2 separate regions of the Homo sapiens genome follow, and region 2 is linked to region 1. A link is a loop called in an ENCODE intact Hi-C map of the cell type or tissue named here. Cell type or tissue: heart right ventricle. All regions are shown on one strand. Each heading gives the region's core, and the rest is flanking DNA. Links, peaks and the distances in the headings are about the cores only.

Evidence for each region. A loop is a pair of places that touch in the nucleus more often than their neighbours do. Peaks named below come from ENCODE experiments on the same cell type or tissue, not always from the same donor. Only the 100,000 strongest peaks of a DNase experiment are listed, where the experiment ranks them.
Region 2: a loop joins it to region 1, with 8 times the contacts of the local background. A loop is called at or near these places in 81 of 110 quality-filtered maps.

The regions. Positions count from the first base shown.
Region 1 is chr19:5,040,175-5,054,599 of GRCh38, reverse strand. KDM4B (lysine demethylase 4B) reads right to left here. Exons shown (of 23, transcript NM_015015.3): 5 at 13,349-13,463; 6 at 6,931-7,124. Among named protein-coding and RNA genes, the nearest start is that of KDM4B, 78 kb to the right of the region's middle. RefSeq lists enhancers at 2,097-2,596, 5,087-5,689, 7,183-7,986, 11,346-11,864, 11,865-12,384. In heart right ventricle, for the core only: a CTCF peak has its summit at 6,168 (motif pointing left); a DNase peak (open chromatin) is centred at 6,159; H3K27ac peaks cover 451 bases.
Region 2 is chr19:5,570,245-5,584,669 of GRCh38, reverse strand. It overlaps the pseudogene SNRPEP4. Among named protein-coding and RNA genes, the nearest start is that of TINCR, 9.5 kb to the right of the region's middle. In heart right ventricle, for the core only: a CTCF peak has its summit at 6,254 (motif pointing right); a DNase peak (open chromatin) is centred at 6,279.

The DNA of each region.
Region 1 (14,425 bases), core at 4,901-7,400:
CTGGGCAGAGTCCCAGGGGGCCAGACTCCCTCCCAGACAGACTATGTGACTGGAGACCCTTGTTTCTCTAACAAACACATGTACATGTGTACGCATGTGCATGCGCGCGCACACACACACACACACACACACACACATTCTCTCTCTCTCAGGGGACTCAGCATCACAGTTCACTGGATCTGAGCAGGTTCCAGGATATGGGACTTCCAGTTTTAAAACTGGGAAAGGGTTGGGCTCACACCTGCAATCCCAATACTTTGGGAGGCTGAGGCAGGAGCATCATTTGATCCCAGGAGTTCGAGACCAGCCCAGGCAACACGGGGAGACCCCGTCTCTACAAAAAATTTAAAAATTTGCCAGTTGTGCACGTGCCTGTGGTCCCAGCTATTTAGGAGGCTGAAGGGGGAGGATCACCTGAGCCCAGGAGGTTAAGGTTGCAGTGAGGTGTGATCATACGACTGCACTCCAGCCTGGATGACAGAGCAAGACTTCATCTAAAATAAAATAAATAAAGCTAGGAGAGCTGAGCTGGTCACTGAGGCCCACTCACGCACAGGAATAAAGAACCGCTGCACTGATGCTGTGGCCACAGTCGCCATCAGAAGCAGAGGATTGGGACAGGTGACCACGAAGGAGCTTCCTGCCTGCCCACGGCCACGCTCCTCAAACAGGGAAGCTGGGCACCAGGTGTGCCTGGCCACGCAGCAACCCATGTGGACCCAGAGCCAGTCAGCCGGGACGCTGGGCCCCTGGGCTGGTGCTGAGCGCTGCTGGGGGGTAGTGGCTGGTCTGGGCTGGTGGCAACTACTACTCAGGCGTAGCAGCTGGCCTGGGCACTGGGCCTGGGGGCCTCACTTGCTTGTGACAACAACTGTCTTCTCTCAAAAAGAGGTTCCTTCTGCAGAGAGGGGACACCCCTCATCAAGAGCCTCCCCAGATAACCTCATGCAGGCTAGACAGCTGTCTCTACAAGGATACGGCTCCCAGGGACCATGGGCTGGGGCCACTGCAGCGGGTCTCAGTGAGCCAGGGAGGAAGTGCTGAGGCCTTGGCGGGCAGGAACCTGGGCCCTGAGCAAGCTGCCTTGGCTCCTGACACCTTATCATTTTCTAATGACCAGGGTCCCTCTGCCTCCCTACTGGTCTGATCTGCTCTCCGTGGGAGCTCTCTGTTCTAAACCGCTTCTTCCTTTTCTATTTCTGTCATCCTGGCTCAGTGTGTGTGGCTGGGAAGAGACCTGGCTGCGGTCCCCTGCCTGGGAGCGAGGCACGCATCGGGCTGCCCCCATCAGTCTGGTGGGTCTTCTCAGTCTGACCTCCCAGGGCACCGCAGCGGCTCTGAGCTGCCAATGCAGCCCTGTCCCTAGGCACCCTCGCCAGGGTTGGGCCTCGGGTGGCAAGGAGAGGAGGGAGCAACTATCTCGCTCCTGCATCTTGTTCTGGTGACAGAGTGCAGTGTGGGGAAGCTGAGTTATTAAAACCAATCTGTGAAGCTGTCAGGCTCCAGGCAATTTCCATTTCAACCCAGTGCTCAGCTCAGGCTACGCCACCCCTGTCGGGACACCAATCTCCGCCAGAGCTGTCTCTGCGGCCACCCAACCTCTGGTGGCCCAGCCAGAGCAAAGCGGCTGGGAGGAATGCCCCAGGTCACTGAGGGGGGCCATGCCTTACGGTCAGTAGACTGGGACCCTAGGTCCCCACTGCTGGTGGGACCCCCCGGGTCCCGGGCTCAGAAGCTGGAAGTCCCAGTGGTTGGCTCGCCAGCAGCAGCAGTACAAACCCACACCAGGGTCCCCGGGCGCCAGCGCGCTACCCCATGGGCCTTCAGGCTGCTGCCTGGGACGGGCTCGCCAGCTCCATCACCCACCAGACTCCTGGGTCCCACTCCAAGGGACAGGGCAGAGGCCATTGTGGGGCCCGACAGTGCCACCTGCAGCCAGACTGAGGGAGCCCAGGAGGGAGGGAGGTGTCTGCCCCCAGGCAGGAGCTGCCAGCAGGAGATGGAGCTGGGAGGCGGGTGGGCCAGGGAGGTCCTGAGGGGCAGTTAGGCGGGCAGCAGAGGGGTAAGGGAGCAGGCCCGCAGCCTCCACCCCAAGAACAGCCTGGCTTGGCCTGGGTGGGCGACAGACTCATCCACCCCAGGCTCTGCCTTCCACCCACCTGCGGCCACAGGGCAGGAAGCCCGGGCTGGTCCCCTGCAGCCCTGGAACCCACCCTCCCCACCCCCACCCTCCCCACCCCCACCCCCAGTGTCTGGAGCACGGTTCCTCGGTGCACACATGCGCCCATGCACACACACACATGCACGCACACCTCCAGGGACACCCATGAAGCAAAAGACGGCTATGCCTGCTAGGACTCAAGTTTCCCTGGCAGCAAGAAGAAAAGATGCTGTGAAATTCCCATGAGGGAAAACGCCAGAGAGAAAACTCAAGGTGTAGCTGAATCAAAAGGGAAAATTCTCGGCTTGCAGCTCCTTAAAGGTCAAGGGAGGCTGGTGGAGTCTTCTGATAATCCCCTCTCCCCTGGCCTCCCCAGCAGCCCTCCCCGCAGCACTCAGGAGGGTCTGGCTCATAGCAGCCCAGGATGGCCAAGAGCAACTGGGGGCTCCGTGCCCTTCACGGGAGCACAAGCTCCGAGACCCCCACCTCCCACACCTGCACCGGAGACTGAGTGTGTCCAAGGTAAACAGAGGCAGGAGAGGGTGGGCGGAGCGATCCCCTGAGGAAACAGCCAGAGATGAGACCATGGGGGACCCCCATCCTGCCTGGGGCAATGGGGGATTTCCAGACTGCCGCGGGTCATGGGCAGGTCAAGGTCGCAGTCCGGGCAAGCGCTCCTTCGCCCCGCTGCTCTTGGGGGCTTCACCTGGGTGCAGGATGACCCCCCTTCTGACAAGCGGAGCTGCAGAGACCCTGGGGGACACCCCCTTCCCTAAGCCTGAGCAGAGGCCTCTGTGGCTGCCACGCACCTGCGCTGGCCCCGCGGCACTCCTCAGGAGGGCCTTCCTCTCGCCGCCTTGGAGCCAGTGCAAGCAGCTGACCATGTCCCATCAGCTCACGACGTCCTCGGGAGTCCCTGCAGCCCCAGGAACATGCTGATCCCCCATCTGGCTTCCCTGCTGCAGTGAGAGCCAAAGCTTCTGCTCTTGGCGGTGGCCCACAGTCCCCTAAACACCCCAACACTGCCCTGCAGGGTGTCTGATGGGTTGGGGGCAAAAGGGGACCCGAAGCCTCGGCCAGGTCCCAGCCCGGCACATGGGTGCACAGGACTGAACAGTGGGCACTTTCCCAGGCAGCGTGGGCCAGGGCCCTCGAGGGGGGATGGCCACTCCACTCTCTTCTTTGGGGTGCACAGCACAATCCGAATGACCCAGAAGTGCCCTGGGACCAGCAACTCTCTCAGGGCTGGCCGAGACCCAACATCCTCCCACCCCGGCCTGGAACTCTCTTCTAGGGGCATGTGGCATGTGATGCTGCTGGCGACACTGCGCTCAGCCTCGTGGCGACGCCTGTGTTTCGTGCCTGGCCCGGGCGGCTCAGGAGGGTGGGCCCTGCAGGGGCTGCCACAGGTGCAGGTTGGGGAGGGGATGCCTGGAGGGGAACAGCCGCAGGACCGGCCTTGGAGGGTCAGCTCGGCTAAACCACCCCCACCCCAGGTTCCAGGAGGGTCTTTTTATTTATTTATTTTTTATTTATTTTGAGACGGAGTCTCACTCTGTCGCCCAGGCTGGAGTGCAGGGGTGTGATCTCCGCTCACTGCAAGCTCCGCCTCCTGGGTTCACACCATTCTCCTGCCTCAGCCTCCCGAGTAGCTGGGATTATAGGCACCTGCCACCACACCCGGCTCATTTTTTGTATTTTTAGTAGAGACGGGGTTTCACCGTGTTAGCCAAGATGGTCTCGATTTCCTGACCTCATGATCCAACCGCCTCAGCCTCCCAAAGTGCTGGGATTACAGGCGCAAACCACCGCGCCTGGCCCCAGGAGAGTCTTGATCTATGGCAAGGAGTGTGGCCTGGGACAGTGGCTTCTATGGGGCACAGCCTTCAGGACACCGACCCCAGGCCACCACCCCACCCAGGAAGACCCTGGAATACAGGGTCAAGTGGAAAGCTCGGACCCTCCCCACACCCACCTGCACTCCGGCCCCCCCGGCCTGGGTGACAGAAGGGGCTGCGGGAAGTTGGCGGGGGGAAGTTGCAGGTGCTGGCTCTGGTTTCAATCCGCATTGCCAAAGAGATTTTGAGGCGCTCAGTCTCTTCAGATATTCTTAGCCCCGCTGCCTGAGAGCACCACAGAAGCCAGCCTTTTGAAGCATGTTTCTGCCTGTTATTGACACCAGGCTGTTCACGTCACTTTGACACACAAATCAAGCTACCAAAGTAGCAACAGACCCAGAAAGCTTTAATAAAATGCTGTAAACCTGAGTACATTGACACTTTCTTTAAAATCCCACTGGAATACTCTGAAATGGTTGCAATTAAGCGGCTGCAGATGCAAGCGGAACAGTGTAATGAGGGAGACAGACGGGGCGCAGCCTTGGTGATCTCTTGGCTGGGAGCCCTACCTACCCCAAGGGCCCGAGGAAGGGAGAGGGGGGAAGCATCTCCCAGGGGCCTGAGTAGCTTCCTGAACCCCAGCCCAGGGACCAGAGGCCAGACACTCTTTCCAGTTACCTTGTCCCCACCCCCCTGCAAGTTGGGAGGGCAGCCTGGAGGGGTAGTCAGCTCCCACAGCACACAGTGAGGATCCAAGAGGCTCCGGCAAGTCACCAAGCCTCTCTGTGCCAGGCCCCTGCTGGGAGCTGGGACACGGGGTGACCAGGGCCCCTACCATCTGCTGGGGAGGACTGATAGCCCGTAGTAGACGTTGGCTAATGCTGGGGTCACCTGGTCTATGCCTGTCGCAGGCATGGGGTGTCGTGGGAACATCTGGGGCCCCGCCTCAGCCCTGGTGAGAGAGCAGGGAAGGGGCCCTGCGTGCTAAGCAGGCTGAGCTGACTGTGGGGGCGAGTGGGGAGCTCTGGGGGGTTGAGGGCATGCCCTGCAGCTAGAGCCTACACTGTGGCTCCTCTCAGGCCCCTCATGCCAGGCCCCACCCCTGCCATCCCCACCCCTTCCTGGGCAAAAACCAAGACCAAGGTCAGGGCGCTTCCGGAATTCCCTTCCCGAAAGAACTGTTGCCTACTCAACGCTGCCCCGCCCCAGCTGTCTCCCCTGAGCCATCTCCCACGACGGGTCATGGGGAAGGGTAGACATGGGAGTGGCAGCTGGACGCCTGCGGCACCAGGCGAAGCAGAGGAGGGGTGCAGTGAGGGGCATTCGGGGAGAGGTGCGGGATGCCCTCAGAGGCTGCGTCCTGGATGAACCAGCTCAGGAGAGGCCCTCGGCTCCTGGCGCATCCCTGTCAGTCCCTCCGACGGCCTGTGGCCGGGCCCCACTGCCGCCTCCAGGGAGCCACTGTCGCCTCCTCCCGCAGAGGCCCCTCTGACCTAGCAGCAGGCACCCCCGGCCCTGGCATCTGACCCATAGCAGCCCCAGCCCCAGGGTCTCCCCCAGCCCAGGCTCCCACGACAGCCAGCAACCCCCGGGGCCCCTCACAGGAGACCGAGCTGCTGGCACTGCAGTCCTTGGCACTGAAGTCCTCACGTCTGACTCACTGGCTGGTCCCCCACCTCCCATGTCCCTGACCCCCCTGCTTCTGTCTGGCTGGGCCTCCTTGCCGGCTGCTCGCCACTTCCCGCCCCACAGGGGCTCTCTGCACAGGGCAGACGGTCCCTATGGAGGCACAAACCCGGTCACACCATGGGCGTCCCGCTGCCCACGCACCCCTGGGAGGCCACGCTTTGCCCCAAGTCACACGGGGTCCTCTACAGGGCCTTTCCCTTGGGCTCCATCTGCGCTTCGGACGCAGGTGAGGATGCGCACAGCTCGCCCCTTCCTGCTCATTGTGCTTTTTTTTAACGAAGAGGTACAGCATTCTCCCCCGCCCCCCCCTCTCCCCGCTTACAACTCCAACCCAGGGAAGGGCCAGGCAAGGCGGAGCTCCCACGCCCTCCAGGCAAAGGCTCCGTCCTCCTCCAGCGCGAGGACGGCCTGGGAAGATTCCAGGCATGAGCGCGGCCCCGGGAAGGGCGGGAGCGCCACCTAGCGGCCCTTGGAGGACAGTGCAGGGCAGCCCCGCGGAGCACCCAGCAGGTTCCGCAGTCACAAGCAGAGCCCGGTGACACAGGGGCACACACACGCATGCATACTCACACTCACTCACGTGCGCACTCACATGCGCGCGCACACGTGCACATTCACACACACCCCCACACGGCCTCGCTGCGACGTGCACAGGGAGCCAGGAGAAGGTCCTGGAACTCAGCCCGCCACAGCAGCGCCCACGCTGCACCCGGCACCTCCCGGGCAGGGGCAGGTCCACCACACTGCACACAGGCCTGCAGCGCCACGCCCTGCCCTCCTAACTGTAGGGCCTGGCCCAGACGTGCCAGGGCGGAGACTGCGAGGGAGCGGCTGCAGGGTCATCCTGGCCAGGCCCCTCTGGGCAGCATGGACAGTGTCCCTTCACCAGGAACGTCTCCACTTGGCTGTGAGGCAGCACAGCCTGGGCAGCTCAGGAGGCTCAAGACCACGCTCCTGGCCATGGGGACACCTGGGGCCGCTCACAGCTCAATGGGGGGCACTCCGGGGTACAAAGCGCAAGCTCTAGGGGCCTGGGAGCTTCGGCTCTGGGGGTGCACATCCCCCACCCCAAAGCTGGTGGGTGACCCCAGGCGGTCCGGAAGATCTCCAGCCGTCATAGGCCGACCTTTGCGGCCTCACCTGGTGGGGCCCCTGCCACGGCGCCCAGCCGTGTACCCGGGATTGACTCCCTCCCGAGGGGCTCTCGGTCCGGCCGGCGGCAGGGCCAGTGCAGACACTCACCAGGACTTAGGCTCCCCAAAGTGCAGGTAGTTGATGCTGTACAGGTCCATGTCCTCGGTGTGCCAGGCGAAGGTGGTCTTCCACATGCCGAAGTACAGGTAGGGCGTGTTCACGCCCTCGATGATGGTGCCGCACTCGCGCTCCACCATGTCCAGGATGGTCCGGAGGCTCCCGATGTTCCACTGGGCCACGTCCTGTGGGGCGGCAGAGCAGCGTCGGCAACCGCCCGGCCACCCCCAGAACCTGCGAGCCCTGGGGTGCAGGCTAATTCTCCCCAGAGTCCCAGGGGTCGCTGCCCATCCTCCTCCACCCCAGTATCTGCGGCCCCCCCAGGGGCCGGTCATACCCTGCAGACCAGGGGCTGGTCTTAACCTGTGTGAGATTCTTGCCCAGGCTGGAGTGCAGTGGCAGAATCATAGCTCACTGCAGCCTCAACCTCCCAGGCTCAGGTAATCCTCCAGCCTCAGTCTCCTGAGTACCTGGGACTATAGGCTATAGGCGTGAGAAACCACACCTGGCTAATTTTTACTTTTTTCTGTGTAGAGATGAAGTCTCACTCTGTTGCCCAGGCTGGTCTCGAACTCCTGGGCTCAATGGTCCCTCCCACTTTGGCCCCTCCAAGCGCTGGGGCTGCAGGCATGAGCCGCCATACCCAGCCCAGACACCTTTTCTGAAGGGCTCACCGCCAGCTTGGCCCTTCCAGGAAGGGCCCCATCGCACATGCCAGCGTGCACCAGGCAGGCAGGGCCTGTCAGATTCCACTGAGCTGCGTGCTTCCTGCTGGGTGGAGGCCTTGTTGTGAAGCCTGCAGTTTGGGAGTGCATAATTAACACGCCTCTAAGTCAATGACACGGAAGGAGAAAAACAGTCACCACTTGGGGCTAACCCAGCGATGGTACCGGAGCCAAGGCCCAGTGACAGCCCTTCCACAGCTTCTGACCGAGGAGACGAAGACAGTTTTCAGAACTAGGCAAACAAGGACGGAATCCCCACCCACCAGGCACATCTATTCTTAATGCCACAAGCAAACAAACCCCGTCCTGTCCCAAGAGCTCATAAAATACACATTAGTCACTGCAGTCCCCGGAGAGGCTCATGGCCTGCTGAGAGGCCGAGAGGAGCCCAGACACACATGAACGTGAGCTGCTCTCACAGCCTGAATCCACCCCCCACCAGCTGTTCCTGCACCTGCACGACCGGCCCTCAGACTTGGCAAGACCAGCGGTTCCTTTGCAAGGTGAGCCCTGGCAGGAGCCCAGAAGAGGTGAGGAGGGAGGCAGTGATGAGACCCAGATGGGGCAGAGGGAGGCCCCAGGCACAGGCTGAGCTGGGCGCAAATTCATCCTGGGACCACAGCAAGTCGCTTCTCTGCTGTGGGCTGTTTCCCCCGCTGTAAAAGTAGGCTAGTGCATAGGCTAGGCATGGCAAACACATGGCAAGGAAGCCCTGAAGCTTCCCCTGGCACCTGTGGCAGGTCGGCCTGGGCTGGCACAGCCTGCGTGCGGCTGCAGAGTCCCTCCCGGGTCATCACTACAGGCCAAGTGCAGGCAGTGCAGGCCAGCCAACCCAGAGGCTCTCATGCACTGGAGTCTGAGGCTGAACTTTCACTTGAAAACAATCAGGCAGGATCCGTAAGAGAAAGACAAGCCCCAGTCAGAAAGAAAATACTTGCAAGTCACAACTGATAACCAAAATACACAGCAAACTCTCAAATTTAACCAGAAGAAAACAAACAGCATGGTTAAAAAACAGAAAAAGATGGCCAGGCGCGGTAGCTCACGCCTGTAATCCCAGCACTTTGGGAGGCCAAGGCAGGTGGATCACCTGAGGTCAGGAGCTTGAGACCAGCCTGGCCAACATGACAACACCTCGTCTCTACTAAAAATACAAAAATTAGGCTGGACATGGTGGCTCATGCCTGTAAATCCCGGCACTTTGGGAGGCCAAGGCGGGCAGATCACGAAGTCAAGAGATTGAGACCATCCTGGCCAACATGGTGAAACCCCATCGCTACTAAAAATTCAAAAATTAGCTGGGCGTGGTGGTGGGCACCGTAGTTCCAGCCTGGTGACAGAGCAAGACTCCATCTCAAAAAAAAAAAAAGAAAGAAAATTAGCTGGGTGTGGTGGTGGGCGCCTGTAATGTAATCCCAGCTACTTGGGAAGCTGAGGCACAGAAATGATTGAACCCAGGAAGTGGAGGTTGCAGTGAGCCTAGATCACGCCACTGCACTCCAACCTGGGCAACAGAGCGAGACTCCATCTCAAACAACAACAACAACAACAACAAACTGGGCAAAAGACATGAAGAGAGCTCACCAAGGAAACACACAGATGGCAAACAGGCATGCAAAGGGGCCCCGCCGCGAAGGCAGCCATCGGGGGAATGCAGATTGAAATGGCAATGAGACAGCGCAACACGCCTCCCAGGGTGGCCAGGATGCACAACACCGACAACTCCAGATGGGGGCGGGGAAGCGGGGCCCTGGGAACGTTCATTCGCTGCTGCTAGGAGCACACAGTGGGACAGGTGGGCGGGAGGACAGTTTGGTGGCGTCTTAAAAAACTAAACGTCCTCTCACCACGTGGTCCAGCAACTGTACTCCTTGGTATTTACCCAAAGGAGATGAAAACTTCTGCCCACATTGACCAAACTTGGAAGGGTCCTTTAATAGGTGAATGAGCAGGCACACTGTGGTGCACCCGGACCATGGAGTATTATTCAGCGCTGAAAAGAAATGAGCTCTCAAGCCATGAAAAATGGAGCAAACTTGAACACCTATTGCTTGGTCAAAGAGGCCAATGGGAAAAGGCTACCGACTGTAGGATTCCAGCTCACGGCATTCTGGAAAAGGCTGAGCTATGGAGACAGTGAGACATCAGTGGTTGCCTGGGGCGCAGGAGAGGGATGGGGGAGAGGGAGGAATGACGAGGGGGAGCTCAGGGGATCATTAGAGTGGTGGGATGACTCCATGTGACACTGTAATCCCAGCTACTCGGGAGGCTGAGGCAGGAGAATCGCTTGAACCCAGGAGGCAAGGTTGCAGAGAGCTGAGATTGCGCCACTGCACTGCAGCCTAGGTGACAGAGCAAGACTCTGTCTCAAAGACAAAGAAACAAACACACAAGAAACGTTCACAGCACCATTATTCAAAATAGCCAAAAAGAGAACACAGCCCAAATGTCCGTCAGCGGATGAACTGATCAACACTGCGCGGGATAAGGTGGACACCCCCACTCCGATAAACACCGCGTGGGATAAGGTGGACACCCCACTCCGATAAACACCACGCGGGATAAGGTGGACACCCCACTCCGATAAACACCACGCGGGATAAGGTGGACACCCCCACTCCGATAAACACCGCGTGGGATAAGGTGGACACCCCACTCCGATAAACACCACGCGGGATAAGGTGGACACCCCACTCCGATAAACACCACGCGGGATAAGGTGGACACCCCCACTCCGATAAACACCGCGTGGGATAAGGTGGACACCCCACTCCGATAAACACCGCGTGGGATAAGGTGGACACCCCACTCCGATAAACACCACGCGGGATAAGGTGGACACCCCCACTCCGATAAACACCACGCGGGATAAGGTGGACACCCCCACTCCGATAAACACCGCGTGGGATAAGGTGGACACCCCACTCCGATAAACACCACGCGGGATAAGGTGGACACCCCCACTCCGATAACCACCACGCGGGATACAGTGGACACCCCCACTCCGATAAACACCACGCGGGATAAGGTGGACACCCCCACTCCGATAAACACAGCACGGGATAAGGTGGACACCCCACTCCGATAAACACAGAGTGGGATAAGGTGGACACCCCACTCTGATAAACACCACGCGGGATAAGGTGGACACCCCACTCCGATAACCACCACGCGGGATACAGTGGACACCCCCACTCCGATAAACACCACGCAGGATATGGCGGACACTGCACTCCGATAAACACCACGCAGGATACGGTGGACACCCCCACTCCGATAAACACCACGCAGGATATGGTGGACACCCCACTCTGATAAACCCCACGCAGGATATGGTGGACACCCCCACTCTGATAAACACCACACAGGATATGATGGACACCCCACTCCGATAAACACCACGTAGGATATGGTGGACACCCCCACTCCGATAAACACAGCACGGGATAAGGTGGACACCCCCACTCCGATAAACACAGCGCGGGATAAGGTTGACACCCCACTCCGATAAACACCACGCAGGATACGGTGGACCCCCCCACTCCGATAAACACCACGCGGGATAAGGTGGACACCCCCACTCCGATAAATGCTGCGCAGGATAAGGTGGACACCCCACTCCGATAAACACAGCACGGGATAAGGTGGACACCCCCACTCCGATAAACACAGCACGGGATAAGGTGGACACCCCACTCCGATAAACACAGAGTGGGATAAGGTGGACACCCCACTCCAATAAACACCACGCGGGATAAGGTGGACACCCCCACTCCGATAAACACCACTCGGGACAAGGTGGACACCCCACTCCGATAAACGCCGTGCGGGATAAGGGGGACACCCCCGCTCCAAAAATCCAAAACCCAAAAAGCTCCAAGGTCCCAAATGTTCTGAGTACCGATAACGACGCCACAAGTGAAAACTTTCACAGCTGACCTCATGTGACCGGTCACAGTTAAGACACAGTCAAAACTTCGCTTCGTGCACAAAATTATTAAAAACTTTGTGTAAAGTTATCTTCAAGCTACGTGTGTAAAGTGTACGCGAAATACAGATGAATTTTGTGTTTAGACTTGAGTCTGTGGAACTGCAGGTCCCGGTGTCGGCGGTGGGGCCGGGTGGGAGGTGGCTGCACCGTGGGTGGATTGCTCATGTCTCCTGAATGGTTCAGCGCCATCCCCGCGGTGCTGTCCTCAGGGCAGTGAGTGCTCGCGAAACCTGGCTGTTGAAAAGCCTACGGCGCCCCCCCCCTCACTCTCTCCTGCTGTGTAAGATGGATCAGCTCCTCCTTCACCTTTGCCACGACTCTAAGTTTCCTGAGGCCTCCCAAGCCATGTTTCTTGCAGAGCCTGCAAAAACGTGAACCAATTAAACCTTTTCTTTATTCACTACCCAGTCTCAGGTGTTTGTTTCCTTCTTTTTTTTTTTTTTTCTTGTGACGTAGTCTCATTTTTGCCCAGGCTGCGGGGCAGTGGCGCGATCTTGGCTCACTGCAACCTCCACCTCCCGGGTTCAAGCGATTCTCCTGCCTCAGCCTCCCGAGTAGCCGGGATTACAGGCACACACCACCATGCCCAGCTAAGTTTTGTATTTTTAGTAGAGACAGGTTTTGCCATGTTGGCCAAGCTGGTCTTGAACTCCTGACCTCAAGTGATCTGCCCACCTCAGTCTCCCAAAGTGCTGGGATTCAGGCGTCAGCCACCACGCCCAGCCTCAGTTATTTCTTTATAGCAGTGCAAGAACAGACTAATCCAGACTTAGGGCCCATCTCCAAGATATCTCAGGATGTATATGCAAATATTCAAAAAAAGAAAATCTCAAATTCGAAATACTCTGGTCTCATGTTTGCTTCTGGTGGGGCCGGAAGCAAGGCTGGCTTATGCCTGGCTCCATGTCGGGGGCGTCTCCCTCAGGTTCTCCAGGGCGGGCTCACTTCCAGCCTGAACAGAATCCTCCGTGTCATAAACCGGCGCCCTCGGCTCAGAGAGCAAACCCAGTCCCCTGCGGGCCACAGCGCAGACAAGGTCCACTAAGCAGGGCAGAGCCAAGGCTGGCCGTGGCCTCAGGGCAGTCACAGCTTCCTGCTGCTGTTCCACACACACCCGCCACGCAGGCCCACTTCTGGCGTCCAGCGGGGCCTGGGGGACCTTATGCCTGAGGCTGGGACTCTGGGGATGCCGGCCAGCTGCCCTCATGGAGAGCCCAGGCTGTGTGGACAAGAGGACGCTCCAGCAGACCAGGCTCGGGATGGGAGATCCCCTCACCCCAGTGTCTCCGGGCCCTGAGCCCAAGTCAGGACCGGGTTGGAGCCGAATCCAGCAGGTGGCCTGGCGGGCTGAGGACTCGAGGCTCCACAGTGCCAGGAAGACGAGCGGCAGGGACTGGGAAAGTACACGTGTTTGTAACACGCTGTGGGCCGGCTGCTGAGGCCAGAGGTGGGGCCAGGGTGAGCTCAGGGTGGGGGCTGCAGGGTGAGGCAGGAGGGGCCCTGCAAAAATCAGAGAAAGCCTGGCTTCCTCTTTCGTCACCACAGGGCGAGGCCCGCATCCAGAGCCTGGGCGAGGGGGTTAACCTTGCCTGCCTGGAAGCTTCATCTGCCAAGGCAGAGTCCCGTTCAGGGCCCTCCCACCACCACCCACCAGGAAGCTGGTCCCTGTTCTTCCCCGGAGCCTCATACTTACGTCATCATACAAAGAGCCGCTGATGTCAGCCCCGTAGATCGGGGAGACAAAGGTGAGGTTCTTCCAGTATTTGCGTTCAAGGTCATCAAAGTCCTGGTGCCGCGGGGTACAGTACCTGGTGAACAAACACCCCAAAACCAGCTCAGGGTGAGGCCTGGGTGCTACGCAGCCCACCCTCAGCCACCTGGAACCCAGGGCACCCATGAAAGAGGCGGGAGGGGCTCTGCTCCGACTGCCCGCTGCCCCGCCTAGGGTACCACGCAACCTGCTTCCGGGTGGGACAGCGCACTTCCACGGGCGAGCAGTGGCCCAAACCCACGTACCCCTCCTCAGTTATCCTGGCCCGGGGCACCCACATCAGAACACACGCCAGGGGGAGTGGGCAGGGGACAGAGGCCCTGGGAGGCTCTTGTCATCCCTGTGTGGCAAAGACTGAGCTCAGACGACAGACTAGGGGGCTGGGAAGGCCGGGTGAGCAGGACAGACCAGGCTCTGCTCTGGTGCCAGAGCCACAAGGCACGTGAACCTCAGAGAGCAACAGGGTGGAGGCCACAGACAGGGTGGAGGCCACAGACAGAGAGGAGGGCACGGCGACGGGACAGGCCTGCGCAGCACGGAGGCTACGTGGCTGTGCCTGCTGAACCAGGGAGCTGTACTCGGAACACTGCCGGTACACGCAGGTGCCATGTGTACCTGGGTAGGCGCCCATAGGTGTGCCCACATGGATGTGCCTGTGTACCTGTGCATGAGCCTGTGTGTCCCTGTGTAGAAACGTGCGTGTGCCATGTGTACCCGTGTGTGCCTGTGTATGGACGTGCGTGTGCCCTGTGTACCCATGTGTGTTACATGTGCCCTCGTGTGTTCTGTGTCTGTGCCCTCCTGTGTGCCTGTGCATGTACCCGTGTGGAGCCAGGGAGCCCTCTCTGAGGAGGGGCCACAAGCCCAGGTGTCACAGGAGGGTGTGGAGGACGTGCTCCCAGGCCGGGGACCAGGACACCGCCCGACATGCACTGGGAAGCCCTGGGAAACTGAGATGAGGGCGGTGTGGGTCAGCCCAGGCCGGGAGAGGGTCCAGAT
Region 2 (14,425 bases), core at 4,859-7,358, 530 kb before region 1:
CCTGTGTATATACCTGGGACTGGGATTGCTGGGTCCTATGCTGACTTTGTAACTCCCTGTGTTTTATTTCTGGAAGTATAGCCAGACTTTTCCACAGTGGTGGTACCATTATACATTCCTACTAGCACTATATGAAGATTCCAATTCCCCTTTTTTACGAGACAGGGTCTCGCTGTGTCTCCCAGGCTGGAATGCAGTGGCGCGATCATAGCTCACTGCAGCCTCGAACTCCAGAGCTCAAGCCATCCTCCCACCTTGGCCTCCCAAGTTGCTAGGTCTACAGGCATGAGCCACCATGCCTGGCCTTGGTATACCATTTGGTGGTGAATTTTGTTATGTATCATTTCCCATCGTTTTAAAGACATTTTTAAAGGGGAGGGGGAGCTGTGGGGGCATCACGGGAATGAGAGCCACTGGGGCAGAAACAGGGAGCTTCTTGAGAGCAAGTTTAGGAGCCAACTGCCTGGCACCCAGCCTTCTCACTACCTGCCTGCCCACGGGCAGGTCATTACTGTCTGCTTTAGCTGCTTTAACTGGAAGGAGGGAGTAATCATTGTAGTTGCCATATGGGATCTTTACAAAGATTAGTTAATCCACATAAAAAGCTTGGCATACAGTAAATGCTTAATACATGTTGGCAGGCCCTGGGGAGCCCTACAGGAATAGAGCCTCGGGTGCTCATGTTTCACAGGGGCCCTGGCGAAATGCAATGCCAGAGGTCTGGAGGGGGTCCCGGTGAGGAAATGACCAGCTCCAGCCATACAGAAAGAAAACAGCAGAATCAGAATTAAGACCTTATGGCCTGGCGCGGTGGCTCATGCCTCGAATCCCAGCACTTCTGGAGGCTGAGGCGGGTAGGTCACCTGTGGTCAGGAGTTCGAGACCAGCCTGGCCAACATGGGGAAACCCCCATTTCTACTAAAAATACAAATATTAGCCAGGCATGGTGGTGGGTGCCTGTAATCCCAGCTACTCGAGAGGCTGAGGCAGGAGACTTCTTGAACCCTGGGGGGCGGAGGTTGCAGTGAGCCGAGATCGCGCCACTTCACTCTAGTCCCGGGTGAAAGAGCGAAACTCCATCTCAAAAAAAAAAAAAAAAGAAAGAAAAAGTAGAATTAAGACCTTACGAAATGTCTCCACAGCTACAAAATGTGTCAACTTCACCAATTGCTAAATTTTGTATTCATAAAGATTTCATTACATTTCAAAACAGCTCCTAGGTTAGATTTTCTTATTCCCAAGGAACTCCCAAGCCTCCACGATGATTGCCAGTCTCAAATTGCATGCATGACTCCTAGTCACATAATTTCAAAGGCAAAGTTAGAACAGGGCCTTTTGATTCCAAAAAAACCCAACAACCATAAAGTCGACGTTTAACGGGGATGCCGTGCCTTTTAACAGGTTTGCCGGATTGAGGGGCAGGGCTTCCTTGAGTCCCAGTGACCCACGGGAGAGGTGAGGCTGTTCCTACCTGGTCATACGATGGTGACAAATCAGGGTTCGGATTCTGCTCTCACTGCTGGGTGGGTTCAGACCTCAGCCCTTCAGCCATTTCTTTGGTCAGCTGGGTGGACTAGGAGAGCTTTTCTCTTTGTTTTTTGAGATGAAGCCGTGCCGTGTTGCCCAGGCTGGAGTGCAGTGGCACAATCTTGGCTCACTGCAACCTCCGCTTCCCGGGTTCAAGCGATTCTCCTGCTTCAGCCTCCCAAGTAGCTGGGATTACAGGTACCTGCCACCATGCCTGGCTAGTTTTTGTATTTTTAGTAGAGATGGGGTTTCCCCATGTTGGCCAAGCTGGTCTCAAACTCGTGGCCTCGGGTGATTCTCCTGCCTTGGCTTCCCAAAGTGCTGGGATGACAGGCATGAGCCACCACACCCAGCCACGAATTCCTTCACCTTAATCACATCTGCAAGGTCCCTTTGTCTTGGAGACCAATGTGTTCATAGGTCCCAGGGATTAGGACGTGGGCATCCTTGTCCGTCACCCTGGTGTACAACAGAATCCACTTTGGGAAGCACCTGATGTGCTTACCAGTCAAGCAAGTTAGACATCTCTAGTCCCCCTGGCCAGCCACCAATTTATATGAGGACACCTACGGACGCCACACAACATCACCAAACCCAGACATAGCCCAGTGCAGCTCCCTGGGAAACTGGAGTCAATTCCTGGGAAAGTCAAGCGCAGAAGAAGGTTCTGAGCCCGAGGGAGGCTGAGACCCGCCCAGAGGTAGCGAGCCATGGAGCTGAGGCTGCAGCCCGAGGTCCCTTCTCCTCAGCCTCCCCGGTTGTCAGGGCACCCCGTGCCGCGGTCACACGGTGGTGAAGGGATAGGTGTTTGGGGCACCAGTGAGCAAGCTGCGTACGTGAGTGTGTACATAATTTTGCACATGCGCTTGGCCTTTAGAGTTGACCCCAAGGATAACTCTACATGTCCTACAGTGCTTCCAGAGACAGCAATACTGGGCCAGAAACTGCCCCTAAATTACTCCCGGGAGCACCAAGAGCCGCTTCTCCGTACTCCTCAAATCCTCGTGAGATGCAGCTGCCCTGTGTTTGCCTCCACCTGCAAATATTGACACAGCAGCTGCCGGGTTCAGTGGAGCATAAGGTACTGAGGACCCGAGACATTGCCCTCCTGGGAGAGCTTCCTGGGTGGTCTGTGAACCAGGGCCCGGTGGCTCATGCCTGTAATCCCAGCACTTTGGGAGGCTGAGGTGGGAGGATCACTGGAGCCCAGGAGTTTGAGAGCAGTGTGGGTAATGTAGCAAGACCCCATCTGTACAAAAAAATAAAATTGGCTGGGCTGCTGGTGTACACCTGTAGTCCCAGCTACCCACGAGGCTGAGGAGGGAGGATCACTTGGGCTCAGGAGGCAGAGGCTGCAGTGAGCTGTGATCACACCACTGCACTCCAGCCTGGGCGACAGGGCTGTCTCAAAAAAGAACAGCGTGGCACTGGCTGTGACTGAGGAGACCAGCCACACATGCCCAGCCCCTTCAAATTCTGCCCCCTGCAAGAGGTCTCCTCTGACCACTGGATCAGCAGCGCCTCATCACCCTCTGCCTTGTCACACCTGCCTGTCCTCGTGGCTCTGACCACTCGCTAAAGCATTGTTTATTGTCGGCACTCTCCACCACATAAGCATCGTTGGGGCAGGCATCTGCATCTCCCCAGTGCACAGCCTTTTAAAATACAGGTTTTGGCCGGGCGCGGTGGCTCATGCCTGTAATCCCAGCACTTTGGGAGGGTGAGGCGGGTGGATCACCTGAGCTCAGGAGTTTGAGACCAGCCTGGCCAACATGGTGAAACCCCGTCTGTACTAAAAACACAAAAATTAGCCGGGTGTGGTGGTAGGCACCTGTAGTCCCAGCTACTCAGGAGACTGAGACAGGAGAATCGCCTGAACACAGAGATGGAGGGTGCAGTGAGCTGAGGTCGCACCACTGCACTCCAGCCTGTGTGACAGAGCGAGACTCCATAAAAAAAAAAAAAAAAAGCAGGTTTTGGCCGGGCACGGTAGCTCACGCCAGTAGTCCCCGCACTTTGGGAGGGTGAGGTGGGCAGATCACCTGAGGTCAGGAGTTCGAGACCAGCCTGGCCAACATGGTGAAACCCCATCTCTACTAAAAATATGAAAATTAGCTGGGCATGGTGGCGCATGCCTGTAATCCCAGCTACTAAGGAGGCTGAGGCAGGAGAATCGCTTGAACCTGGGAGGCGGAGGTTGCAGTGAGTCAAGATCGCACCACTGCACTCCAGCCTGGGAGACAGAATGAGACTCCATCTCAAAAAAATAAAAAAGTGCTTTATGCAATATCTGGCATACAGTAGGTGCATAGCAAGTGGTTGTGGTTCTTTGAATTTTTTTAGCAAGAGACAGGTCTAAACCAGGGCTTCCCACTCCTTGCCCAACAGAAATCCCTCCCCTCTGCCCTTTAAGAAATTAAGTGTGGCCCATAGACTTAGGGAAGGGGAATCGCTGGGCTCGATTTCTACTGCAGCTGTAATCTATAATGTTGCATTACAGTTTTTAAAACAAGAGGCCCCTCTTTGGCCTCTCAAATGCTGCACGCTGTGGAGTTAAGTGCTGGAAGCCACTGATGGTGTCTCTCGGCTTCTTCCAGTCTTGGAATCATAGCCACCTCGTGCCAACGAGCTGTGAAACTACTGGGGTGCCCCGTGTACCCAGCCACAGAAAACGCATATCAGGCCTCGCGGGGAGCTCGTAAAAGGCACTGAAGCTTCCCCTGCGTGTATGCTGCCGGCCACAGCAGACCAAATATTTACAGACTCAGCTGAAATGAAACCCAGCAGGGTGGATCTCACAGGTGGTCCGGGAAAGGTCCCCATTGCTGGGGAAACAGTGCACAGAGCAGGAAGGAAACCCACTTGGCCAAGGCCCCCTGCCAAGCAAGTCAAGATGAAATCCAGGCTCAAGAGCTGGGCTCTGAGTCCTTTGTTTTCTTGCTTATTTAGCTTAGCAAATGCTTCTTGGGTACTTACTGCGAGCAGGGCTCCATGGCAGAGATGCAGCCATGACTGAGACAAGCCTGCAGGTTCCTGTTGTCTGGGGGTGGAATGAGACTGGCTTCTTGGAGGAGGGGACTGGACAGACCTAAGCCATGAGGAGTGAAGGAGCCCCAGAAGGGCTTTCCAGAAGAAGAAACAGGGTGTGCAGAAGCCCCCAGGAAGGAAAGGACACGCCTCCCACCCTTTTTTTTGTTTTTCGGAGCGATGGGATCTTGCTCTGTTGCCCAGGCTGGAGTACAACGGCGCGATCATAGCTCACTGCAACCTTGAGCTCCTGGAAGTAATCCTCATGCCCCAGCCTCCTGAGCAGCTGGGACTCCAGGCATGAGCCATGCACCTGGCCTAGCACCTTTGAGCAACAGAGCAGGCAGGAACATGGGGACCTGGGGCCGCAGTGGCTGATCAGGGATGGGACCACCAGCCTGTAGGGTTTCTTCTTCTTGAGAAGAAGAGAGCCAGCCCTCCTCGAAGGGTTTGAGGGTAACACTCAAATGTCTCTCTTCAGGCCTTTCCTTGCTTGAGATCCAAATCCTCACTGTCCCCGTGTCCCCGGTCTCCCCATGCCATGACCACTTTCACCTCCAGGAAGCTAGAACCAGCCAGCCCTGGGGAAGGAGGGGCGAGCCACACTGGACTCAGGGCCCTGGCTCTGTTTGGACAAAGACACAGCAGGGGGGGCCACAAGCCGCCTCCAGTTTTGGGATCCCTGCTCCAAAGACCAGAACATAGGAGCAAGCAGGCTGGCAGAACTGGTGGGCACAGCTGGGCATGGTGCCTCACACCTGTACTCCAAGCACTTTGGGAGGCCGAGGCAGGCAGATCACTTGAGACCAGCCTGGTCAACATGGTGAAACTCCATCTCTACTAAAAACACAAAAATTAGCCAGGTGTGGTGGTGCACGCCTGTAATCCCAGCTACTCGGGAGGCTGAGGCAGGAGAATCACTTGAATCTGGGAGGTGGAAGTTACAGTGAGCTGAGATCACACCACTGCACTCCAGTCTGGGCAACAGAGCGAGACTCTGTATTAAAAAATAGATATAATTAGCCAGGCACGGTGGCTCATGTCTGTAATCCCAGCACTTTGGGAGGCTGAGGTGGGTGGATCACCTGAGGTCAGGAGTTCGAGATCAGCCTGGTCAACATGGCAAAACCTTGTCTCTACTAGAAATACAAAAATTAGCAGGGCATGGTGGCGCATGCCTGTAATCCCAGCTACTCGGGAGGCTGAGGCAGGAGAATCTCTTGAACCTGGGAGGTGGAGGTTGCAGTGAGCTGATGTTGCACCACTGCACTCCAGCCTGGGCGACAGAGTGAGAGTCCGTTGGGTATCACACCCCCACTCACTCAGCCCCTGGCTGAGTCATAGCAGGTGGACACTCATGGGGACCAAGACGCCGTTGAGGGACGGGACCCAAGAGATGCGGCTATAAGTGGGGTGTGCTGGGTCACTGGAGATGCCTGGCTTGCTTATTGACGAAGCCTCAGGCTCTGGAGGTGGGGGAAGCCGTGGGGGAGGGAAGGGGAGAAAAAAGAGGGATGGAGAGATAAAGACACCGAGACACAGAAAAAGAGAGATTCAGGGAGAAGAGAGACAGAGACTGAGACACAGAGTGAAACAGACGCACACACACAGGGACGCAAATAGACAAAAGCAGAAACAGATGAACCCAGGACCTGCACAGATGTGGATCTGCACTTGGGGCAGCCGGGCCCTCTACTCCATGTGCCCACTAGGTGGCGCCCAAGAGCCACGCTCTGCAACGCAGCCGACCCGGTTGGGCCCCTCCTGCCGCGGAAGCCCCCATCTCTCTGCCCGCCCAGCGTTTCCCCCACGGGCCCAACACCACCTTTGTGGGAGGCCCTGGAGGCGCAGGTGGAGGCTGGAATGGGGGCTTCCTCAAGGGTCGAGGGTCTCCAGAGCCTCCCAACCCGGCCCCCGGTAGGCGAAGGCCCTGGTTGTGTCTGTGCTTCTCTTAGAGTGAGTTTGTATTGGTCTCAGGAGTGGACGTGCCTGCTTCTGTCTTGGGGTGTGGATCTGGTGAATCTCCGTGTGTGAGGCTTAAGGCCGTGTGTCTCTCTGTGTGCATCTGTGTTTGTCATGGGGCGTGTGTCCGTGTGTGTCTGTGTTTGCTCTGGGGGGCATGTGTCTCTGCGCATGTGACTACGTGTCTCATTTTTCTCTTGCTACATATCATGGCTGTATTTGCCTTGGGTGTGTCTGTGTCTCTGTGTGACTGACTTCTCCTCATGCTGTGTACATTTTGGTGTATCCGGGCTGGCGAGTGACTTGATGTGTGCCTCATGTCTCCGCCCCCCTTGGAAAGCTGCCTCTCCCGCCCCTGCTCACCTTTCCTGGCGGCTCTGTATAGAGTCACCAAAGAATTCAAGAACTGAAATATTTATGAAGTGCTTCCTGGGGTCCCCTGGAGAGACAGGAGCGACTGTTCATGGAGCTGTGTGTCTGTGGGTCTGACCAAACGAGATTTAGATCCTGCTCAAACTAAGCACCTACTATGTGCCAGGCCTTGGCTCGGGTACTGCCTTCATGCTATGCATTCAGTTTCCTCATCTGTAAAATGGGCCTGATATTCGGCCGGGCGCGGTGGCTCATGCCTGTAATCCCAGCACTTTGGGAGGCCGAGGCGGGCGGATCACAAGGTCAGGAGATCGAGATCATCCTGGCTAATACGGTGAAACCCCGTCTCTACTAAAAATACAAAAAATTAGGGCCGGGCGCGGTGGCTCACGCCTATAATCCCAGCACTCTGGGAGGCCGAGGCGGGCGGATCACGAGGTCAGGAGATCGAGACCATCCTGGCTAACACGGTGAAACCCTGTCTCTGCTAAAAGTACAAAAAATTAGGGCCAGGCGCGGTAGCTCACGCCTGTAATCTCAGCACTCTGGGAGGCCAAGGCAGGCAGATCACGAGGTCAGGAGATTGAGACCATCCTGGCTAACATGGTGAAACCCCGTCTCTGCTAAAAAAAAATAGCTGGGCGTGGTGGCGGGCGCCTGTAGTCCCAGCTACTTGGGGGGCTGAGGCAGGAGAATGGCCTGAACCCGGGAGGCGGAGCCTGCAGCGAGCCGAGATCGCGCCACTGCACTCCAGCCTGGGCAACAGAGTGAGACTCTGTCTCAAAAAACAAAACAAAACAAAATAAATTATAAAAAAAAAAAAAAAATGGGTGAAATTCCACCATGGCGTACCGTGGCCAGGGCCAGAAAGTGCAGAAGGTTATGGTGCAGCCCATCAGCCTCATCTTCAGATACTTACAAAATAGATCGCGGATTCAGGTGTGGCTCTATGAGCAAGTGAATATGCGGATAGAAGGCTGTATCATTGGTTTTGATGAGTATATGAACCTTGTATTAGATGATGCAGAAGAGATTCATTCTAAAACAAAGTCAAGAAAACAACTGGGTCGGATCATGCTAAAAGGAGGTAATATTACTCTGCTGCAAAGTGTCTCCAACTAGAAATGATCAATGAAGTGAGAAATTGTTGAGAAGGATACAGTTTGTTTTTAGATGTCCTTTGTCCAATGTGAAGATTTATTCATATTGTTTTGATTACCGTTGTGTTACTACAAGATGGCAATAAATACTATGGGATTGTTTGTGTTAAAAAAAATGGGCTTGATATTAGCATCTATCTCATAGCATTGCTATGAGGTGAGTTGAGGTTTATAAAACCTTGAACACTCCTGGAGCATGCTAAAGACTCAATGTGATAAATTATCTCAGGCTGGGTGTGATGGCTCACGCCTGGAATCCCAGCACTTTGAGAGGCCAAGGTGGGCAGATTAGTTTTGAGCCCAGGAGTTCGAGACCAGTCTGGGCAACATGGCAAAACCCTGTCTCTACAAAATAATAATTATAATAATAATAACAATAACAACAATAATAATAATAATACAATAATTAGCCACGCGGGATGGTGTGCACCTATAGTCCCAGCTACTCGGGAGGCTGAGGTGGGAGGATCACTTGAGCCCAGGAGGCGGAGGTTGCAGTGAGCTGAGATCACGCCGCTCTGCTCCAGCCTGGGTGACACAGAGCCAGACCTTCCCTCAAAGAAAAAAAAAAAAAAGGAAAAATCACCTCATTTAATTCTAATAACTACAAGCACATCTATTAACCTATGGGTCAGTGGGGAGCCCCTGAGAATTCTTCACTCACTGCTAAGAACTTGAGGGTTGTCAAAAAGGCCTAAATAGATTGGATGCTTGGACGTCTGTCTGCATAAAAACTTTCCTTTTAGCTCAGCTCAGCGGTTCTCAAACTTCAGAAAACTGAGTAGACGGGATCATGCTGGGTATAAAAATCAGGGGCATGAGTTGTTTCAGACATTGGGAACTCAGCGGTGAATAGAACAGACAAAATAGCCGTTGGGGAGTTTCTGTTCTGATGGGGAAAAGATAATAAATGAGGTTGTCACTCAACAAATGTGAGTCATTATGGTTATTTTCCATCAAAGACTTTCAATATACTTTGCCATTTCGCCCTCCAGAAAGATGGGACTTGGTACTAACTTATCCCAGCAATGTATGCAAGTGCTCACTGCCTTGTACCTTCACAAAAACTATTATTGGATCTTTTTGTCAAATATTAGAGTGGTGAAATTCTTTTTTTTTTTTTGAGACGGAGTTCACTCTTGTTGCCCAGGCTGGAGTGCAATGGCACAATCTCGGCTCACCGCAACCTCCACCTCCCAGGTTCAAGCACTTCTCTTGCCTCAGCCTCCCGAGTAGGTGGGATTACAGGCATGCGCCACCATGCCCGGCTAATTTTGTATTTTTAGTAGAGACAGGGTTTCTCCATATTGGTCAGGTTGGTCTCGAACTCCCGACCTCAGGTGATCCACCCGTCTCAGCCTCCCAAAGTGCTGGGATTACAGGCATGAGCCACCGTGCCCAGCAGTGAAATTCTTTTTTCAAGTCTTTTACAATTTCCCACCTATGTCTTTTGTGTGTCCAAAGTGTATGCACGTTCTTTGCACATGTTGCTTTATTTTTATTGATTTCTAACAACTCTTTATATATGAGGAATGCTACTTTGTTTAAACATGTTGGTGGCAGATAGCCTTTGTTTCTAATAGAATGAGGCTAGAAAAACACAACTTGCCAATAGGGACCACCATAAACCTTCATTTGCCCAACAAACATCCTGCGTGTGAATCAATCAATCCCTTCCTTCCTTCCTTCCTTCCTTCCTTCCTTCCTTCCTTCCTTCCTTCCCTCCCTCCCTCCCTCCTTCCTTTCTTTTCTCCCTCCCTCCTTCTTTCCTTCCTCTCCTCCCTTCCTCCCCCCTCTCTTCCTTCCTTCCTTTAGATGGAGTTTTGCTCTTGTCGCCCAGGCTGGAGTGCAGTGGTACAATCTTGGCTCACTGCAACCTGCGCCTCCTAGGTTCAAGTGATTCTCCTGCCTTAGCCTCCAGAGTAGCTGGGATTACAGGCACCCGCCACCACAACCGGGATTACAGGTGTGTGCCTGTAGTCCCAGCTACTCAGGAGGCTGAGGTGGGAGGATCGCTTGAGCCTGGGAGGTTGAGGCTGCAGTGAGCCATGGTCATGCCACTGTACTCCAGCCTGGGCAACAGAGTAAGATCCTGTTTCATAAAGTAAAATAAGATAAAATAAAATAATAGCATAGGCCAGCCGGGCACAGTGGCTCAATGCCTGTAATTCCAGCACTTTGGGAGGCCGAGGCGGGTGGATCACGAGATCAGGAGATCAAGACCATCCTGGCCAACATGGTGAAACCCCGTCTCTACTAAAAATACAAAAAATTAGCTGGGCATGGTGGCGGGCGCCTGTAGTCCCAGCTACTCGGGAGGCTGAGGCAGGACAATGGCGTGAACCCGGGAGGCGGAGCTTGCAGTGAGCCAAGATCGTGCCACTGTACTCCAGCCTGGGCAACAGAGCAAGACTCTGTCTCAAAAAAATAAATAAATAAATAAAAATAAATAATAATAATAATATAGGCCAGAATGCCTGTTCATCAGAGGCTGGGCAGCAGGGAGAAGTGTGGGTTGGGGGGGGCTGCATATTCCACCAATCCTGTAGGCAAATAGGGAAGGAGGGTGGGTGCCAGGCCCACTTGCCCCCATCTGTAACATATCCACTGCCCTTAGCATTGCCACATTCTGGAATTATAGATACTTTGCCTCTTGTAATGTAGAAGAGATTTCTTTCTTTCTTTTTTTTTTTTTTTTTCGAGAGAGGGTCTTGCTCTGTTGCCCAGGCTGGAGTGCAGTGGTGCAATCATAGCTCACTGCAGCCTCCAACTCCTGGTCTCAGGTGATCCACTTGCCTCAGTCTCCTGAGTAGCTGGGACTACGGGGGCGCACACCACCACGCCCAGCTAATTTTAAAATTCTGGCCGGGCATGGTGGCTCATACCTGTAATCCCAGCACTTTGGGAGACTGAGGCAGGCGGATCACTTAAGATCAGGAGTTCGAGACCAGCCTGGCTAACATGGTGAAACCCCGTGTCTACTAAAAATATAAAAATTAGCCTGGCGTGGTGGCGCATGCCTCTAACCTCAGCTACTCAGGAGGCAGGAGAATCGCTTGAACCTGGGAGGTGGAGGTTGCAGTGAGCTGAGTTCGTGCCTAGGTGAAAAGACACTCCAGCCTACGTGAAAGAGTGAGACTCCGTCTCAAAAAAAAAAAAAAAAATTGTAGAGTCAGGGCCTTGCTATGTGGCTTAGGCTAGTCTTAAAATCCTGGCCTCAAGCGATCCTCCTGCCTCGGCCTCCCAAAGTGCTGGGATTACAGGCAAGAGCCACCATGCCCGGACTCTGGCCCATTTTAAAAAGCCTATTCCTCTTGCTTCCTGCTGAACTTTATTAAAACTTACTACTGCAGCTTTTTCTCCCCTAAGACAGCCAGAGGGGATGTATGGTGATTACCGCTCAGAGCCCCCACCCACCCACTAGAGAGCTCTGAGATTCCACATTGTTCAGGAGGACTGAACACCAGCTGTTCTAAGATCCTAAGTGTCTACATGTTCAGTGATCCCACGATTCTGAGCCTCCAGACTCCAGAGCTCAGGGATTCTCTGAGCTCATCACTGTCTGCCTGGGTCTTCCATAATTGCCCGCAACAGATAATACAGTGTCTCGAGGCAAAAACCATGATCCCTCTAATCCACAGACCCAGGCACAGGGGCCGGTCGCCCACAGCCACCGAGCTTTTCCTAACAGCTTAATGAGAAAGTCAGAATTAACTGGAAGTGGCACCTAGCACTCCCAGGGCTCAGCGTGGCCTCCCCGTGTTAAAGCCGAGTGTCCCCAGGCCTCCCTTTGACCTTCTTGGACACCAGCAATTATGATGGGCGAGGCCTGGAATTCAGCCTGAATAGGGAAGTGGCTGGGGCCATGGTGACCTAGTTCTTCAGGTTAAGCCAGCCCGCCCACCTTCCCCGGAGAGTGACCAGCCCAGCCTGGGTTCTCATTCTGCCACTACTCCTCTCCGGGCCTCAGTTTCCCTCCTTTGTTCAAGGAGGTCAGGGATCATGCCAGCCTCCTACTTTGCTGTGTTACATGTAAATTTCTTGGCACATGTATTATGTTATCATCTCTCTTTGTGCACACGGATACCTTCCCAGAAAGGACACTGCTGGCTTATACCTTTTTCAAATAGCTATTGTCAGAGAGCTTACACCATTTCACACTCTGAACCCCAGCAGCATGAGGCTGCTCTTTTCCCAAAACCCTGAAAACACAGCAAATGCTCAGACTTTTTCATCTTTACCAGCCAGACAGATGAAAAGAAGAAAAAGATATTTCATGGTAGTTTTTTTTTATATTTAGGTTACCATGAGCGAGAATGAACTCCCTTGCCTATGCCCAGAAGACGTTTGTATTTCCTTTTCAGAAAACCGTTCATGTGTGGTGGCTTATGCTTGTAATCCCAGCACTTTGGGAGGCTGAGGTGGGAGGATTGCTTGAATCCCAGGAGTTCGAGACCAGCCTGGGCAACATGGCGAAACCCTGTCTCTACTAAAAATACTGAAAATTAGCCGGGAGGGGTGGTACACAGTTTCAGTGAGCCAAGATTGTGTCACTGCATTCCAGTGTGGGAAACAGCAAGACCCTGTTTGCTCAAAAACAAAAACAAAACAACAACAACAAAAATCCATTCATGTCTTTCACCCTTTTTTGGACTGGCTTGTTAATCCATATTGATTTCTAGATGCTTTTTACATATTAAGGATATCAGTCTCTTGTCTATCATGTTTTGGAAGATTTTCCCCCTTGATGTTGCCTCTTCATCTTCTAGTATTTTTTATTTGTTTGTTTTGTTTTTCTTTTTTCTTTTTTTTTTTGAGATGGAGTTTCCCTCTTGTTGCCCAGGCTGGAGTGCAATGGTGCGATGTTGGCTCACCGCAACCACTGCCTCCTGGGTTCAAATGATTCTCCTGCCTCAGCCTCCCAAGTAGCTGGCATTACAGGCATGCACCACCACACCCAGCTAATTTTGAATTTTTAGTAGAGACAGGGTTTCTCCATGTTGGCCAGGCTGGTCTCGAACTCCCTACCTCAGGGGATCCGCCTGCCTCAGCCTCCCAAAGTGCTGGGATTACAGGCGTGAGCCACCGTGCCCGGCCTGTTTTGTTTTTCTTAAGACAGTCTCTCACTCTGTCACCCAGGCTGGAGTGCAGTGGTGCAATCTTGGCTCACTGCAACTGTGTACTCCACAGTTGCCATTGTACTCCACCCTGGGCATTGTACTTCAACCTCCTGGGTTGAAGCCATTCTCCTGCCTCAGCCTCCCAAGTAGCTGGAATTATAGGCACCCACCACCACACCTGGCTAATTTTTGTATTTTTAGTAGAGACAGGGTTTCACCATGTTGGCCAGGCTGGTCTCGATCTCCTGACCCCAGGTGATCCACCCACCTTGGCCTCCCAAAGTGCTGAGATTACAGGAGTGAGCCACTGTGCCCAGTCTCTCACCCCTTTTTCAATTTGCTTGTTAATCCTTATTGATTTCCAGATGCTCTTTACATATTAAGAAAATCAGTCTTTTGTCTGTCGTGTTTTGGAAAACTTTCTTCCTTGATGTTGCCTTTTGATCTTCTAGTATTTTTTTAATGTGCATATGTGTGTAGGAATTTTATATTTGTAGTCAGTTATTAATCTTTTAATTAAAGGTTTCTGGGTTTAATATGCTTTAACACAGTTAAGATTAATTTTATTTTTATATTTTTTTGAGACGGAGTATCACTCTGTCACACAGGCTGGAGTGCAATGGTGTGGTCTCGGCTCACTGCCAGCTCCACCTCCCGGGTTCAAGTGATTCTCCCGCCTCAGCCTCTTGAGTAGCTGGGATTACAGGCATGCACCACCACACCTGGCTAATTTTTGTATTTTTAGTAGAGACGGGGTTTCACCATGTTGGCCAGGCTGGTCTCGAACTCCTGACCTCTTGATTTGCCCGCCTCAGCCTCCCAAAGTGCTGGGATTACAGGCATGAGCCACCGCGCCTGGCCCAGATTATTTTTATTTTTAACTCCTGTGTTTTCTCCTAATATTTGTATAGTTTATTTCGCTGGGGGCAAGGGTTGAAGGGGCCATCTGGAATTTAATTTGGTTTGAGTTATCTTTAAAATCTCCATCTGAAAAAAAAAAAAAAAAGGCTGGACGTGGTGGCTCACGCCTGTAATCCCAGCAATTTGGGAGGCCAAGGCAGGCAGATCACTTGAGGTCAGGAGTTTGAGACCACCCTGGCTAACATGGTGAAACCCTGTCTCTACTAAAAATACAAAAATTAGCCTGGCGTGGTGGCGCACGCCTGTAATTCCAGCTACTCAGGAGGCTGAGGCGGGAGAATCGCTTGAACCCAGGAGGCGGAGGCTGCAGTGAGCCGAGATATTGCCACTGCACTC